Linked DNA regions of Mus musculus: region 2 is linked to region 1. The links are chromatin loops, found by intact Hi-C in ENCODE. Cell type or tissue: left cerebral cortex. All regions are shown on one strand.

Region 1 (8,000 bases):
CTGATACACAATAGAAGTGAGCAGAGATTTCCTAGAATTCCATTGGGTCTACACAATCACAGTCCCATCTATGATATGCATCCTCTAACACATGGTGCATTAGTTAGCATTTCCTTACTTTCTAGTAATATATACACTAGATTCAAGTTGATTTTTTACCTGTTCCAGTCCTGAAATATTCTTCTCTTTGTCAATTAGCCATGCTCTTTTTATTAGAGAACAGCATTTGAAAGCTAAGATCTGAATGTTTGTTTTGCTTTTTGGTGCTGGGGCATCTGTTTCTAGCCCCTGTGTGCAGACAGAGAAGCAGGGCAGCTTTCATTACATTGCACCTCCTACATGCCAGACAAGATATAGGCACTATATATCATTTTATCTTCTCAAGGCAGTTTTATAGAGGTAGGGTTTATTAGACTCGTTTTACAGAGAAAGTAAGAGACTCCAATTACATACTATAGAACAAGGAGGAGAAAGAGCTACTGATAGAAGGTAGGTCTCTGGCCAGCAAATCACTTTAATTTTCCTTCAAATCAATAGGAATAGCCAGTTTTTATCTACTGCCCATTCTGTGTTCCTTTTTTCCTATTCTTTGCTTATTATTCTTTGCCATTATCCATTCCTTCTATTGTGCCCTACAGAGATTTGGTCTATATTGGTTAAATTCAGTCTGTAGAACTAATATCATCTTTTAAGTAGGTTTTAGTTCAATTATTAATCTTGTTATAAGATACACACTAAGAAATACCCTTCACAAAAAAAAGCATTTATAATTCTTTATTCATCAATATTCATCATATTGTACCAGTTCCAGTTTCAGGTGCTGGGTAGAATGATTAGTAAATTCCCCAAAAGTCCCACCTTCACAGAGCTTATGGTCTAGTTCTGAACAAAAGCTAACAGAGGTGAAAGATAGTAAGGGAATTCAATAGTTTATTTGATGCCCTGTGATAAAGTCAAGTAAAGAAGGGGCTGAGAAGAACTGGAGAGACTAAATTTTCAGTGAGCTGGTAAGGATCAATATGATAGCTGATGAAGGATGACTTGAGAATACCTGCATGAATAAATGAAGGAAGGGCACTGTGTCCAGAGAGAAAAACTGAGCCATGACTGTTCATGATTTTTGGAAATATAGAGTGAAAGGACCGAGAAATGAAAGCCGGGAGTGAGGCTAGCCTGGTCTACAAAGTGAGTTCCAGGACAGCCAGGGCTATACAGAGAAACCCTGTCTGGAAAAACCAAAAGAGAGAGAGATAGAGAGAGAGGGAGAAGTGTAACACACATGGAACTTTTAAAGCAGTTACAAAGGACGTGGCTTTTCCTATTCATAGTATGGATGATTATTTATTTATCTATACATTTATTTATTTATTGTTTGTTTGTTTGTTTGTTTGTTTGTTTGTTTTTCGAGACAGGGTTTCTCTGTATAGCCCTGGCTGTCCTGGAACTCACTCTGTAGACCAGGCTGGCCTCAAACTCAGAAATCTGCCTGCCTCTGCCTCCCAAGTGCTGGGGATTAAAGGTGTGCACGGCACGGAAGGTTTATAGAGTGCTTTCAATAGAGATATTACATGATATTTCTTTATAGAGAAAAATAAGACAAGATTGAGCCCAAGAGAATTGGGCATGGCTTGATATGATTCAACGATAATTTGGAACTACTTAGTAAATTGAGAGACAGAGGAAGATCGTCAAGATTCAGAGATACAACTTGAGTGAAGAAGATTTTCTTCATTATCAAGAACGGTCACAATTCAAAGCTCTTGCTCTGAAAGAGTGGAAAGAGGAGTTACTACTGTTTTAGGAAATGTTTTGAAACAGTAACTTCTCAGCTCAGGTTTGTATATGGTGGGTACTAGATCCACATGGACTTACACGATACAGCCTTTGTGAGCATCGAGGGTCCAGACATACATATATTTTTGAGCTTCCTTTTGGCAGACCTCAGTGTGTCAAAGCCACGATTAGCCTTTGTGTGGAGAAGAGACTGCATGAGAAGGCTGGGCAGTCTGAAATAGCAACATCAAAATGAGAAATTCAGGGGCTGAGAAGCTCACTCAGGAGTCAAAAGGCTTGTCACTTCTGTGTTAGGATTGGAGTTTGGATCTTGCCCAATGTAAATGCTCCATGTGTCTGAGCCCTTCTGGAATCCCAGCATGAAAATATTGAGACAGGAAGGTCCCCAAAGCAAGCCGCATCAGGGTCTCAGTGAGAGACCATGCATTACTAGATAGATAAACATGAGGCTGGGGATGTTTCCTGACATAAATGGCCAGTGTACACACACACACACACACACACACACACACACACACACACACGAGAGAGAGAGAGAGAGAGAGAGAGAGAGAGAGAGAGAGAGAGAGAGGGAGAGAGAGAGGGGAGAGAGAGAGAGAGAGAGAGAGAGAGAGAGAGAGAGAGAGAGAAAGAGAAAGAGAGAATGAAAGAGAGAGGAAGGGGAGGGGAGGGGGACAGGAAGGGGGAGGGAGGGAGAGACAGACACACAGAGAGAGGAATGTAAAAATAAAAACAAAACAACAAATATATTTTTTAAATTATGAAAGAATAATTCCATAAGAATCTATCAGCATTTGTGAAAACCCACCTGGAATCATCCAACTGTAAAGATATTAGTATGCTAAAAATGTACTTTCCATCTTCCTTCTGTACTACAATTTAATGGTCAACACAAAGCAAACCCAATAGTGATTTTGAAGGTCCTTTTTGCCCTTTTACCCTACAGGTCTTCTGAACATAAAGTATGGTTTCTGACTTAGTCTTTCTGTTGGAATCCACCGTGTGCCAAGGCATGTGTCTCTGTCCTTGTGTGTTTGTGTGCCTTTTCCTTGGCCCCTTTTCTTTTCTTGGCTTTGTCTCTTTTCTCTTATTTTGGTTTGTTTGTTTTGATTTTATCCTTTTATTTTATTTTGTTGTATTTGAGTATTTTTTAGATGCCTGATTTCTAATGAGAAAGAGAGAGAGAGAGAAAAGAGTGTAGATTTGAGCAGGAGGGGAGGTGGGAAAGATCTGGAAGGAGCTGAGGGAGGGAAAACCATAATCAGAATATATTATATGGAAAAAAATCAATTTTGAATCAATAAAACAAAAAAAATTGCTTTATTTTTCTCAACAACAGGACTTGATGATAATTTTGCATTTATCCCAAGCCCACTTTGTGTGCTGATGAGCATTTGTGTTTTCTGACTCCTCGGGTCTGAGTTGCGTTCTGCCTTTCCTAGGATCGGCTCTCACTTAAAAGGCTTCCTTCAGGAAGGTCTTCAGATGGTCAGCTAAACAGCTAATTAAAGGAGCAATTGCCAGGTAAGGTGGGACCTCGTGCACAGCCACCAACCATGGGTTGATAAAGGTGCAAATCTTGATGGGGAGAAAGAATGGTCTCATCAGAGTTTGCTACAGGGAGGTGATGAATCTTTCTTAGCGCCATGGCAACCACAAAAGGAGGGTCCATTTCTGTGATCACTTATGCTGGATATATGAGAAAAGTTCACATACATTCTTTAAAAAAAAAAAAAAAACCTTTTAAAAAGATTTATGTGTGCTAGTGTTTTGCTTGCATGTGTGGATGCTTTTTCCACATAAATGGGGGATCAATGTAAATGTGCCTAGAAGGGTTTGGAAGTCCCATCAAATGTTCCTAAAATGCCTGACAAGAACAGTGTCTTCTTCTTTTGTGAACTTCAGGAGGACTCGACAATCATGAAATTAAGACACTGCTGGCCTTTGGACTTGGAAGAGACATTTATTACTTAAGCCTGGTTTCATTAAAACAACTAACTACGTTGTTGTAAAAGGGGAGCATCAATGAAAGCCTTTACTCATCGCCTTTTCACGCACATATGTACCATCTACCTGCATACCTGACGCCTGCAGAGGTAAGAAGAGGGAGGTAGTTGGTTGGGAGCCACCCTGGGAATGCTGGGAGCCTAACCCAGGTCCTCAGCCAAGACAACAAAGTGCTCTTTACCACTGAGCCACTTCTCCAGCCCCTCACATTTATATTCTTCAAATATGCCTGTAGGCTTTCTCATTCCCTTTTGATTTCTGTTTTTAAAAATTAGCAAGCTTCCAGGAGGCTAATCCCCCTTAATTCTCATGTGGTTTAAATTAAATCTTAGCCTGGACATAAGCTGTGAATACTTTTATAAACCAGGAGCTTGGAGGGTAGATACAATTTTAAATTGAACTTTTTAATTTGTTTCCTGGCAATGTCTTTTTTTTTTTTTTTTTCTTTTTCTGGGCCTGAGGAATTTGACAGTGCCAAGAGTTGTGAATCAGTCCAGATCTCAACCAGATCTCAACCAAAACTGGCATGATGGGAAACAAATGGCCTTTGGAATACAAATGATGGAGGTCAGGGACTTGTTTTCTCATCTTCTGGAATGACTTTTGGAGTATGTGTATCAGGAAGTTGAGAAGGTTGAAAAAAAAAAAAAAGCCGAGTAAGGGATAAAATAGAGGGTTCATTTGAAAAATGGCTAAAAGAAAAATGCATTATGTTTAAATGTCTTTTCTACAAAAATTACAAATCATGAGCTGGAGCACAGACTGTGTTGCCATCCCTAGTGGAGAGGTAGATTCACGACAGCAGGAGCGCCGGGAATACATTTCCGTGGACTCCTTATGACTCAGAGTTGTTCATGTTAATTCTGTAATCCCTAAAAAGATCAACTCTATTTCTTTCCTTGGGGGAGTATTTTCAGATGGCTGTTAAAAGGCTTTCTTTTTCTTTCTTTCTCTTTCAACTGCTGGAGAGCAACTAGAAACAAATCTGTTCTTTCAAATAAATGTTCTGCCCATATGTTATTTTTCATGGGAAGCGATGGAAGTGTGAAGTCCTCTATTCTGCCTGCAGTCTTGCTCTGCCTGCCCAACCCCCACCCCACCATATGTAACACATCTTGAGAGAAGGGGAGGGAGGCTGAAAACAGTCCCTTGATCATTTGTGTGTGTGTTATTTGTGTGTTTTTCTAAAACAGAAATGTGGGGGAGGTTACTCATACAAAGAGTAGATGACCACCTCAGCTATTATAGAGAGTGTCCGAGGGAAGGGAATGAGCACTAGAAACAGCAACAACAACAACAACAAAAAACCATGTGATGGTTGTGAACATGAACTACAGTCCTTATATTTTCATTTGGTGGAAGATAGACATGCCAAGGGCTTCAGAAAAAAAAGAAAGTTGTGCATCTATTTGTGGTACCACCACCCACCTGTGTAATTTAAGAAGTTTCCCTGAATAAAGAGGAATGTACAGTGTACTTATGGATAATAATAAATAATCCATGGGCCAGACTGAGCGGAGTTGACCAGAGTAAGGGGGCCAGGCCAACTGGAGTGAGCTGGGTTGACCGGAGTGAGCAGAGGTCCTAAATTCAATTCCCAACAACCACATGAAGGTTCACAACCATCTGTACAGTCACAGTGTACTCATATACATACATACATACATACATACATACATACATACATACATACATACATACATACAGTGTTAATGGGTGAATTTAATAAAACCATTCCAGAAAAGTGATGCGGATATAGTAGGTGTTTAATGCACGTTAGTTTATTTCCTCTCAATCTTTCATAAGCAAAAAAAAAATCTAGTTTCTGTTTATGATTTATGGATTCTCAGCCAAGGCAATGAACAGATCCAGTGCATGTTGGACACTAAAAGCTTTACAGAAAATGTGTTCCCTGCTAGAAAGTTACCTTACGTTGATTTCTTTTAGCAAAACTTCCATACAGCTTGAAAACTTGGGCGTTTAAGTACAGACTGGTATTTTAGGAAAATTTAACCCCAGGTCAAATGTTTTACGTTGGGAAAATAGTCTTTGATGTTTGAAAGGGCCTGAGTGTTATGCCTAGAGCCAAATGTGTGGGATAGTTCACCCTTGCGAATTGAAACATCAAAAAAGATTTGCATTAATTTCCTGCAAACCAAATATGTAGAGTTTCATGCAGCTTTAATTGAAATGTAATAACTGTTTACAGACTTGACTGCACCATCTCCACAGAGTAATTGCCTTTCCACCCCGAGCAAATGGGGGTAATGTAAATGTGCCTAGAAGGGCTTGGAAGTTCCATCAAATGTTTCTAAAATGACTATTATGACTTCTCTTCTTTCCTGAACTCAATAAGAATTGGACTATTATGAAATCGAGACACTGCTGGCCTTGGACGTCAGAAGAGACCTTTACTACTTAAGCCTGGGCTCATTAAAACATGAAACTGTGTGGTTGTAAAAGAGAGCATCAATAAAAAGCAGCCACTTACTGCCTTTGCATACGCTCTGCACTGAGTTTAACAAGGAAGACGCACCTCGGCTGTTTATTCACAGTCTCTGTGTTCTCATCTGACATGGAGAACTGGTCAACTTGAAGTACTCTGTTGCAATGGGTCCTTTGAGACAATGCTAAGGAATCCTTTCAATGGAGAAAATGAAGAGCTCTTCCGCTCAATGCAGTGGAAAAGACAGCTCTTTTCTCTTAAGCAAAACAAAAAATAAAAACAATGAATATTTCAGATACAGCTCAATAAAAGAGAAGGAAGTTTTTGATTCCCCAATGCAAGGGCTTTAGAATATACTCAAAAGTGATAAGACTACCCAGTCTGCTTTTCTGATGTTGCACTAAAACTGATGTGTTAGAATGGCGGGTCATGTCTCAACAGCACACTAGACCAAGACAGTTCCACGTGGAAGAGGTTTTATTGGGAGAGAGAGAGAAAGTGGTGGAAGAAAGAGAAGAAGAGAGAGAGTGAGGGAGGGGCGTTCTCCTTATTTACATGGAAAATGACATAACGCAGGTAAAGATGGGATGTGAGCCAAGTAGATGCTGGGAATATGTTGTAGGTCGCGTAGTTGCCTATGTGATGTCATAGGGTTGGGAGGTCCTGATGCCAATATACCTCCCTTCTTGTTATTGTAAATAGAAGGAAAGAAAAAGAGAGGGGGAGCCGGGCGGTGGTGGCACACACCTTTAATACCAGCACTTGGGAGGCAGTGGCAGGCAGATTTCTGAGTTCGAGGCCAGCCTGTTCTACAAAGTGAGTTCCAGGTCCGCCAGGGCTATACAGAGAAACCCTGTCTCGAAAAAACAAAACAAAGCAAAGCAAAACAAAACAAAACAAAATAACAAAAAAAAAAAAGAGAAAGAGAGAGAGAGAAAGAAAAAGAGAGGGGAGAAGCTGATGGTGAAAAGGGAACAAGGGTGTCATGTCTCAGCAGCTGCTTCCTGCTGTCTAGGGCCGTTGTTCATTTTGGGGTGTAGGAAGGAAAATGTTTATGTTTCTACTCAGAGTTTTGGGGTACACCTATAAATAGAATTGATACAGACAGAATAAAAGGAGAAGAACGTGTTTATGTGCTTAAATGTTATACGTTATTGGTACCTCTGAGGAAGGGAAGACCTAAAGAAGATGAGCAATTTGAATTTTTATGTGTTGAATATTTTGTTTTATTTATATTATGAATATTCCTATTAAAATATATTATTTGTTACAATATAGATATAATATTATATTTATATTTATGGTATGTTTCATTTACACTATAATCTAAATATTATACATATATTTAAAAATTATATGTAATTTATATAAATGTGTATTGTATATTTAGTTATATGAGAAGAAGTAGGAATTGTGAAAACATAACCAAGGCTAGTGAATTGTTGAGAAGTATCCATAAAAATAAAGCCAGCTTACCAGGGTTTTCTCTAAGCAATTCTGTCCACCTTGACTCTCAATCCCTGGTGATAAGATGGCTGCCTTCCATACAGGACTTTATTGGACCTAATAGATTTTTAAAAACATTTTTCAGCTCAAAATAATCCTCATAGCCAAAGGGTATATTTTAAGAGAGTGTATTCTGCTGTCTTTCTGTCTATATTACAAGTTCTGAAAAACAGTAGCTTTCAGCAGTGGTTCTCAGCAAAGGTTAATTATGTCCCTTGGAAGGTGGGAGGTGGAATTGTGGGTCATG
Region 2 (8,000 bases), 210 kb after region 1:
CTTTACAGTAAAAGATAATTCCCATAAGACTCTTTTGTTACACCATTTCATATTTCCAATAAATGGACACCAAGAGAAGATTAGATGTTCAACAATATCATTAGGGAAAATGAAAGAGAATCTAGAAAATGTGTGAGGTCTGAAGGTATACAATACTCATTTGATCTCTAGGGAAGAGGGTCTGTGTGTGTGTGTGTGTGTGTGTGTATGTGTGCCCTTGTGAGCATGTATGCACATGTATATGTATTATAGTCTTAACTACCCTACAACCTAGGAAATATTCAGTGGGGATAGGAGAAATCAACCTTGCTTTCTTCCTCCCTCTCTGCCCCCTTGCCATGATTAGTAATTCACTACCTCTGGGCTCTTTGGCCAATAACAACACTGCTTGAAGCTGGGAGCTACAAATTACTCTCTTACCCTATATACCTTAAGCGGCTTATGTCCATGTGGAATTAAATCACCCTTTTTAACTATTATTTTAATCTTGTGAGTATGGAGCTGGAGTCTCTTGAAAGATTGCTGTTTAATTTGGGTAGCGTTCAGTAGGTTTCTGAGAAGTGAGAAGTACATTTCTTTGACAATTAGACTGTGAGAAGGTGAATGTAGATTTCCACTGATTTGCCTGTTTGTGCAAATGTGTTCCAGGCATTTCAAGATGAAGATACTCTGATACCTAGTAGCTAACTCAAGGGCAAATAAATAGAAATAAAAGAAGAAATATTCTTTAAGAACCATGTTAGTATAAGACTAATTTCATTCCTGTCCATTACTATTTTATATCTATTTTACTAAAGTAGAAACAGGCTCAGAGAGGATCCATTAAGGAGTACCGATGATCAAAGTTAAGAAGCTGCACTCCTGCCTCTGCCTCCTGTTGCTTGTGAGGATCCTTAATGAGAGGCTGTGGTCCATCTTTCACAGGAATGGGAAATGAAAGAGTTCATTTATAAAAGAAAATTGTTATAAGTCTCCGATCTGTAGGCTTTTATTTTTTATGGAATTTTCAGCTCTCTAGGGCCAGCCTGAGTTGGGACAAGACAAGGAGCATGAGCAAACGCTTTCCACACACAGCCTCTGACCCAGCCAAAGACCTCTTCCTTCTCCTCCACCCAGGTAAGTGTAAATTACCTTGGAAAGCTCCACACCCATTTTCTAATTTGCTTCTTTGGCTTTCATTGCTTGGAATTTTATAGATTCTTAGCTTAGTTTGGGACTTGCTGTTGCATCAGTTTATATGAGTTCAACATAATATGCACCTTTTTATTCATTTATTCAAAAACTCATGCTGGTACAAGGCTCTGAATCAGCACTAGGTGGGTAGACCATGCTTGCCCCCCACCTGGTTGCAGAGCCCATTCTCAAGTGAGGTGTGGAAGCTGCACCTGCCAACTGTAGCTAATGTGAGTATGCTGTGGAAAATATCCAGAGCTAGCCCATGCACCAGGTGATCTCACTTGCTCAGTCTCTTGCCCGCCAAGTCCCCAGCCCTGCTAGGCCACAGGGCTCCCACCAGGCCATCACTTGGACAGTCTCTGAGTTCCTCTTACTTTCATGCAAAGCCCCATGCACCCCTGGTTAACCATCTCAACACCTAATTACCTGGTAGAATCAAGTCTCTTAATGCTTAATAAGCTAGTCAGATTTATGTATCAATAATAACATAATTTACAAGATGCAAATACAATAATTTCAGAGCCAAATGATAATCATAAAGCTTTAACGCAATTATTTTAACCTTTTGATAACACCAAGTCGTCCTCCATTTTTTTATGCTTCTCTTTCTTTTTTTATACTTTTTATTAGGTATTTTCCTCATTTACATTTCCAATGCTATCCAAAAGTCCCCCATACCCTCCCCCCCACTCCCCTACCCACCCACTGTACTGGGGCATATAAAGTTTACAAGTCCAATGGGCCTCTCTTTCCAGTGATGGCCGACTAGGCCATCTTTTGATACATATGTAGCTGGAGACAGGAGCTCCAGGGTACTGGTTAGTTCATAATGTTGTTCTACCTATAGGGTTGCAGATCCCTTTAGCTCCTTGGGTACTTTCTCTAGCTCCTCCATTGGGGACCCTGTGATCCATCCAATAGCTGACTGTGAGCATCCACTTCTGTTCTTTTTCTCCCTCTCCTCCTCAGACCTATCTCTCTGATTCAACTCCTGGCTCTGCCTCCCTTCTCCTGTCCAATCACAAGCCTCCCACTGCTCTACTGTGATTGGACAGAGAAAATCCTACTTGCAGTGTACAGTGGAGAATCATAACCAAGTACCTTACTTTGTAAGTTCTCCCATCCTCCTAATCCCACCCCCACAATCTGATTCTGAAAACAGTTCTCAAAACTGTTGCTTTCACTACATATAACAATACCTTTTAAAAAAGCATGAGTTAGCTCTTGCAATGATCTCTGTATGCCCTGACCTTACATTATATCTCTATTTCCTTCTCTATATATTTCTGCTGCATAGGGACACTCCACGTGCTCTCAAATTTTCATACATACTTTATTCTTTATATAGAATGCTGCATTTCTGTTTTATTTAAGGAAAATATCTTCTAGTTTTCTATGACCATAACACATGGTCCTTTTACTAAGAAACCTTGCCCCAGTCATGAGACGGATTGGCCCTTTTCAGATCACTGTTGCCTCATGATACAAACTATCTATCATAAAGTACCTTTCAGCTTCTATTTCAGGAGCCTTTCTTTCTCTTTCTTTCTTTCTTTCTTTCTTTCTTTCTTTCTTTCTTTCTTTCTTTCTTTCTTTCTTTCTTTCTTTTTTTAGGTATTTATTTCATTTACATTTCTAATGCTATCCCAAAAGTCCCCCACACCCTCCTCCACCCACTCCCCCACCCACCTACTCCCACTTCTTGGCCCTGGCGTTCCCCTGTAATGAGGCATATAAAGTTTGCATGACCAATGGGCCTCTCTTTCCACTGATGGCCGACTAGGCCATCTTTTGATACATATGCAGCTAGAGACACAAGCTCCGGGGGGGGGGGGGGTACTGGTTAGTTCATATTGTTGTTCCACCTATAGGGTTGCAGATCCCTTTAGCTCCTTGGTTACTTTCTCTAGCTCCTCCATTGTGGGCCCTGTGATCCATCCAATAGCTGACTGTGAGCATCCCCTTCTGTGTTTGCTAGGCCCTGGCATAGTCTCACAAGAGACAGCTATATCTGGGTCCTTTCAAGAAAATGCCTCTGTATTTTAGAATTTCTGGTGTTAACAAAGGAATTAAGGAACAAATGGAAGTCTAGTTGACTTGATTTGTTTAAAGACTGAGATTATGAAAATTTTGTTTGCATTATTTGATGATAATATTCATAGCCATCCAAGTAGGTCACTTAATCTACCTAAATAAGGGTGCTAATTTTTTATTGCTTAGATTATTAATGAAAATGTAGATAAAATGTAATAATAGATGATAATCTAACCAGGAATTATCATTGTATCAGAAGTATGTACAGACAGAGACCGGGTGATCATTCAGTGATTAGAAGCAAGCACTGGCTGTTTTCATTAAGGACTCAAGGTTCAGTTCCTAGCACCCACATGGTCACTCATAACACCCTGTATCTCCAGTTCCAGGAAATTTAATGCCTTCCTCTGACTCCCATGGTCTTCTATACAAAAGCAGTACACAGATATTCAACAGGGTTCACATACATGCACACAAACAATCTTAAACAATGTGTCTTATATCAATCAATCTTAAACAATAAGTTTACAGACATAGCTCACTTTCCATCTCCTTCATTCCTTCCTTCCTCCCCTCCCTCCCTCCCTCCTTCTTTCCTTCCCTCCCTTCCTCTTTCCTTCCTGACTTCTCTCCTTACTTTGTTCTTTCCTCCTCTTTTGCTGTCACCCAAATACTTCCTTCTTCTCCTCTGTATTCATCTTCTTCCCTATCTGTCTCTGTCTCCTTCCTTGAACCCTCCTTCCTTTTGTGACAGGATCCACTTATGAAGTCCAGACTAACCTCAAGCTGACTCTGAAATACAATGACTGGCAAGTGGTTAACCCTATGTCTTTTCGAATGTAACAATGCAACTTATCTCAAATTCAAGATTTGGGAAAAAATTACTTGAGAGATAAATGAAAATCTCCATGCCCTTAAAAATAGCCGAATGTGGGCCACTCCTAGAGCTGTTTGTTTTTAAATGATATACAGTGAAAACACAATTATTAAGAATGAGAAACCCAGCTGTGATTTGGGTCTATCAAATTTCGGGAAGTTGCTTTTTTTTCACTATTTATAGTCTATGGAAGCTAAAGTCTACTTTTGTAAGAAAATTTCCTTCAATTTGAAAGTCAGTGTTTATTTTAAAAGGGGAAGAATCCATATGGTTTTGACTCCCCCACACTTGACTCATCCAAATGCAGTTTTGTAAGAGCTGTTTGAAGTAGAAAGCTTTTTGAAAAATTTTTTATGAGCTTTTTTGTCTCTTTTCCTCCTCAGAAAAGGAAGTGATGCTTTGCCAAGTATAAACAAAGTTAATCACTAAACAATTTTATGTCCTAAAATAATGAAACTGGAGTGCGTGTTGAATTTGACAGAAGTAACTCTTTCATCCTCAATGAAATTGTTGCCCAAACTTGTTCAGAGACAGCTTTCTCGGAAGGACCACTCCTGGCAAAAGCAATGCCACTCCACAGGCTTCCAGGGAAACACAGGACAGTAGCTGCATCTTTTGTTTCCCGCCCAGAGTATACTTACTGCATTTGGGGGCAGGGGACACACAGAAGTCACAGAAGAAGGTTATTAAATGTTATGACTGGGCCAAATAATTAGCTCTCAGGAACATAAGTGATGAAGCCATGCTACATGGGTACCTTTCAGGACTGTGACCTGACCAGTAAGTCCTGGACAGTTAGAACATGTTCCTATGCATGTTTTCATAATGAAATCTAGAATCATGGTCAGGACACTGAGGCCTGCTGGCTGAGAGCAGCTATTAGCTGCTTTCATAAATAAAGTTTTATAGACATAAGCAAACCCATTCATGTCCATATTGCACATGCCTGGTTTTGTTTTACAAGGATAGCCACCATCTGAAAGGCAAAACATAAGCTATTTTTAGTATAAGCCTTTTTATTAATTCTTTGAGAATGGTCATAGAATATACTTTAACAATATTCACCACCAACTCCTCTTCTTAACTCTACCCAGATCCACCCCCAACGTCATGTTTTTGTGCCCCCCCCCAAAAAAAAACTACCCATTAGCTCCAATTTGTGCTGTCCATGAAATTCCAGGGATAGGGACATCCACTGGAGTGTGGTCACCCTACTAGGGTTTATACTTTGTTTCCTTAAGTGATCTTTCCCCCAAAAGAACCATCAATTGTCCATATATCCTCAGTTATCACTGGGGTTCATGAAACCCCTCCTACTCCATGCTGACTGGTTTGATCTTGTGAAGGTCTCATGCAGACAACCATGGCTTCTGTGAGCTCATGAATACAGTGGTCCAGTTATATCCAGAAGATACTGCTTCTCAAGGTGCCTCTCTGACCTCTGGTTCTTAAAGCCTTTCAATACCTTCTTCCTTGGTTGTCTCTGAGGCTGGGGCAGCAGATATGAGCACAGGTGAGCATTCCAAGGACATTTCTTCTGTTGACTCTGACTACTAGTGATAAGCCAAAATTATTACTGTGTCCTTTCCACAAAACAAGGTCATGTGACTCCTAGTAAGGTTCATACAGAGCACATATGTAACACTGATCTGCTAAACTTTTACTGTGGTTCAAATGGTGATTTTTTTTAAAAAATAAAATGCTGTTTTATTTTTCATTACCAAACAAAGCCTAGAAGAGGACACTTATACACAGCCAGCCACACACCCCAGCACCCTGAAACAGGATATTATTGTTTTTTTATATGTGACATAGGTATCAATGAAGAATAAAGCAGCAATGGGGCACGTTGCTGTAATTCCAGAAGTTAGAGACCCAGAGCATGAAGGCTGCCAGAAACATAAAGGCAGGTTGGGCACATAGTGAGGTCCAGGCAGCCTGGGCAGGAAGGCTCTTGTCTCCCAAGACAAAAACAAGTGAAAGAAAGAAAGGAGAGTGAGAGAGGGAAGGGAACAAGAGGAAGGAGTAGAGGGAGGAGAGGGAAAAATAAATCAATATGAACATGTATACTAGGCATTATATCATATTATTCTTCAATGTGAGACCTGGACAATTCCTGAATATTTCCACACTTACAGCTTTTTGTTGACCAAGCATTTCAAGGATTTGAAAAATGTACAAGATTTTCCCATTGCTGACATATTTAGCATAGATTTCCCTAGTGATCATCTGTCCCCTGGATTACTGCCATCACAGAAGAAAGTCAATCAAACTCAGGTATCCTTGCTTTGTCCTGGGTTGCCAAAGCTGAAATGTTTTCATGCTTTCTATATGGTTCTCAAAAAGCACTTCTATTGTTTCTAGGTTAGCCCATTTCTTTTTCTGTAAGATGGAGATAATATTGCCTACTTCATGGAGAGCATTTGAGCATTAAGGAAACTAATATATGTGATGTGTTGAGGGCAAAGCCTTTTCTGTCTGTCAAACCATATAAAGAGCTCCAGAAGCAAGCTGAGTGAGCAGGGCTCAGTGTATGAAAACTTAGTGCAGTAAAGAGAACTACTATTCTACAACCATGGGGAAGAGAAATCTCAAAAGGAGATAAATGAGGAGGAAAAAGTGTGTGTGTGTGTGTGTGTGTGTGTGTGTGTGTGTGTGTGTGTGTGTGTGTAAAATACTTATATACATACACACATATAATTTTATTTGTGGTAGTACACATTGTACAGAGAACCTACTTAGCACCTTCATAGCACCTACTGGTCTCAGTTCCTTCTACCATGGTGTTTCCCAAGCCTTGGACAGCTAAGGTGAGGGGATGATAGTTGACCCATGTGGGCTGTTATAGCAGGAGAAACATAGCTTGGTAAAAGGCTTTGTGCAAGTATTGATGAGTAAGAAATCCATTAATCTTGCTCTGTACTTTGCTTTTGTTGAGTGTTCTTTCAGAAAAACTTACATTTTTAGGTACTTTGTAGCTCTACCCTGCTCCTTTTCTTCTTCTTCCTTCTCCTGCTCCTCCTCCTTCCCCTCTTTCTCTCTCTCTCTCTCTCCCCCACCCCCTCTCCCTCCCTCTCTATCTCCCTCTGCCCCTCCCTTTCTTCCTTCCTCTCTCTATCTTCTTTGTTCTTGGACTATGCAATATTGAAAAATATTGTATTTCTAGAGTTTCTTTAAGACTCTTTGCTTCTCCAAGTCTACCAATTTTATTTTTTTTGCCACAACCTTTTTCCAATTCCAATCAGTTTCCTGTCTGCACATTTGGATTCTAAGCCTGTCGTGATTAGATCCCAAACCAGTAGGTCTTAGGTTTTGGTCTTCTCCACTAGAGTAACAACTGGAGCTAAAACTCAGAAAGGGTCTTGGGTGCAGTCATTGTGGTAGGTGCCCATATTATACTAGAAAATAGCATTACCATTATTTCCCGTGTGCATGTCACATGTGTATATGTGCTTTTGTAAACTTGTGTGGGTTTGTATGAGTATGAGCACTGCATGTTGGTGTCAGATGTCATCCTGATACCAGATACTTGTTTTTCTGAGCCATTTTCATTGAATCTGAAAGTCATCCACGGGTAAGAATTGACTGGACAGTCATGTCCAGGAATCTTTCTGTCTCTGGAATTACAACTACACATTGGTATATCTTACTTCTTGTTTGTTTGTTTGTTTGTTTGTTTGTTTGTTTGTTTGTTTTTCAAGAGGGGTTATCTGTGTAGCCCTATCTGTCCTGAACTCACTTTGTAGACCAGTCAGGTTTGAACTCACATAGATCCCTCTGCCTCTGCCTCTGCCTCTGCCTCTGCCTCTGCCTCTGCCTCTGCCTCTGCCTCTGCCTCTGCCTCTGCCTCTGCCTCTGCCTCTGCCTCTGCCTCTGCCTCTGCCTCTGCCTCTGCCTCTGCCTCTGCCTCTGC

What was found. Hi-C counts contacts between places; a loop is a spot of excess contacts. Peaks named below come from ENCODE experiments on the same cell type or tissue, not always from the same donor. Only the 100,000 strongest peaks of a DNase experiment are listed, where the experiment ranks them.
Region 2: a loop joins it to region 1, with 10 times the contacts of the local background. A loop is called at or near these places in 4 of 42 quality-filtered maps.

Annotation. Positions count from the first base shown.
Region 1 is chr10:97,073,489-97,081,488 of GRCm38, forward strand. No RefSeq gene overlaps it. Among named protein-coding and RNA genes, the nearest start is that of 4930556N09Rik, 42 kb to the left of the region's middle. In left cerebral cortex, a CTCF peak has its summit at 4,576; DNase peaks (open chromatin) are centred at 4,655 and 4,830.
Region 2 is chr10:97,278,648-97,286,647 of GRCm38, forward strand. No RefSeq gene overlaps it. Among named protein-coding and RNA genes, the nearest start is that of Gm34044, 47 kb to the left of the region's middle. In left cerebral cortex, no CTCF peak of the experiment used is centred here; a DNase peak (open chromatin) is centred at 4,365; H3K27ac peaks cover 607 bases.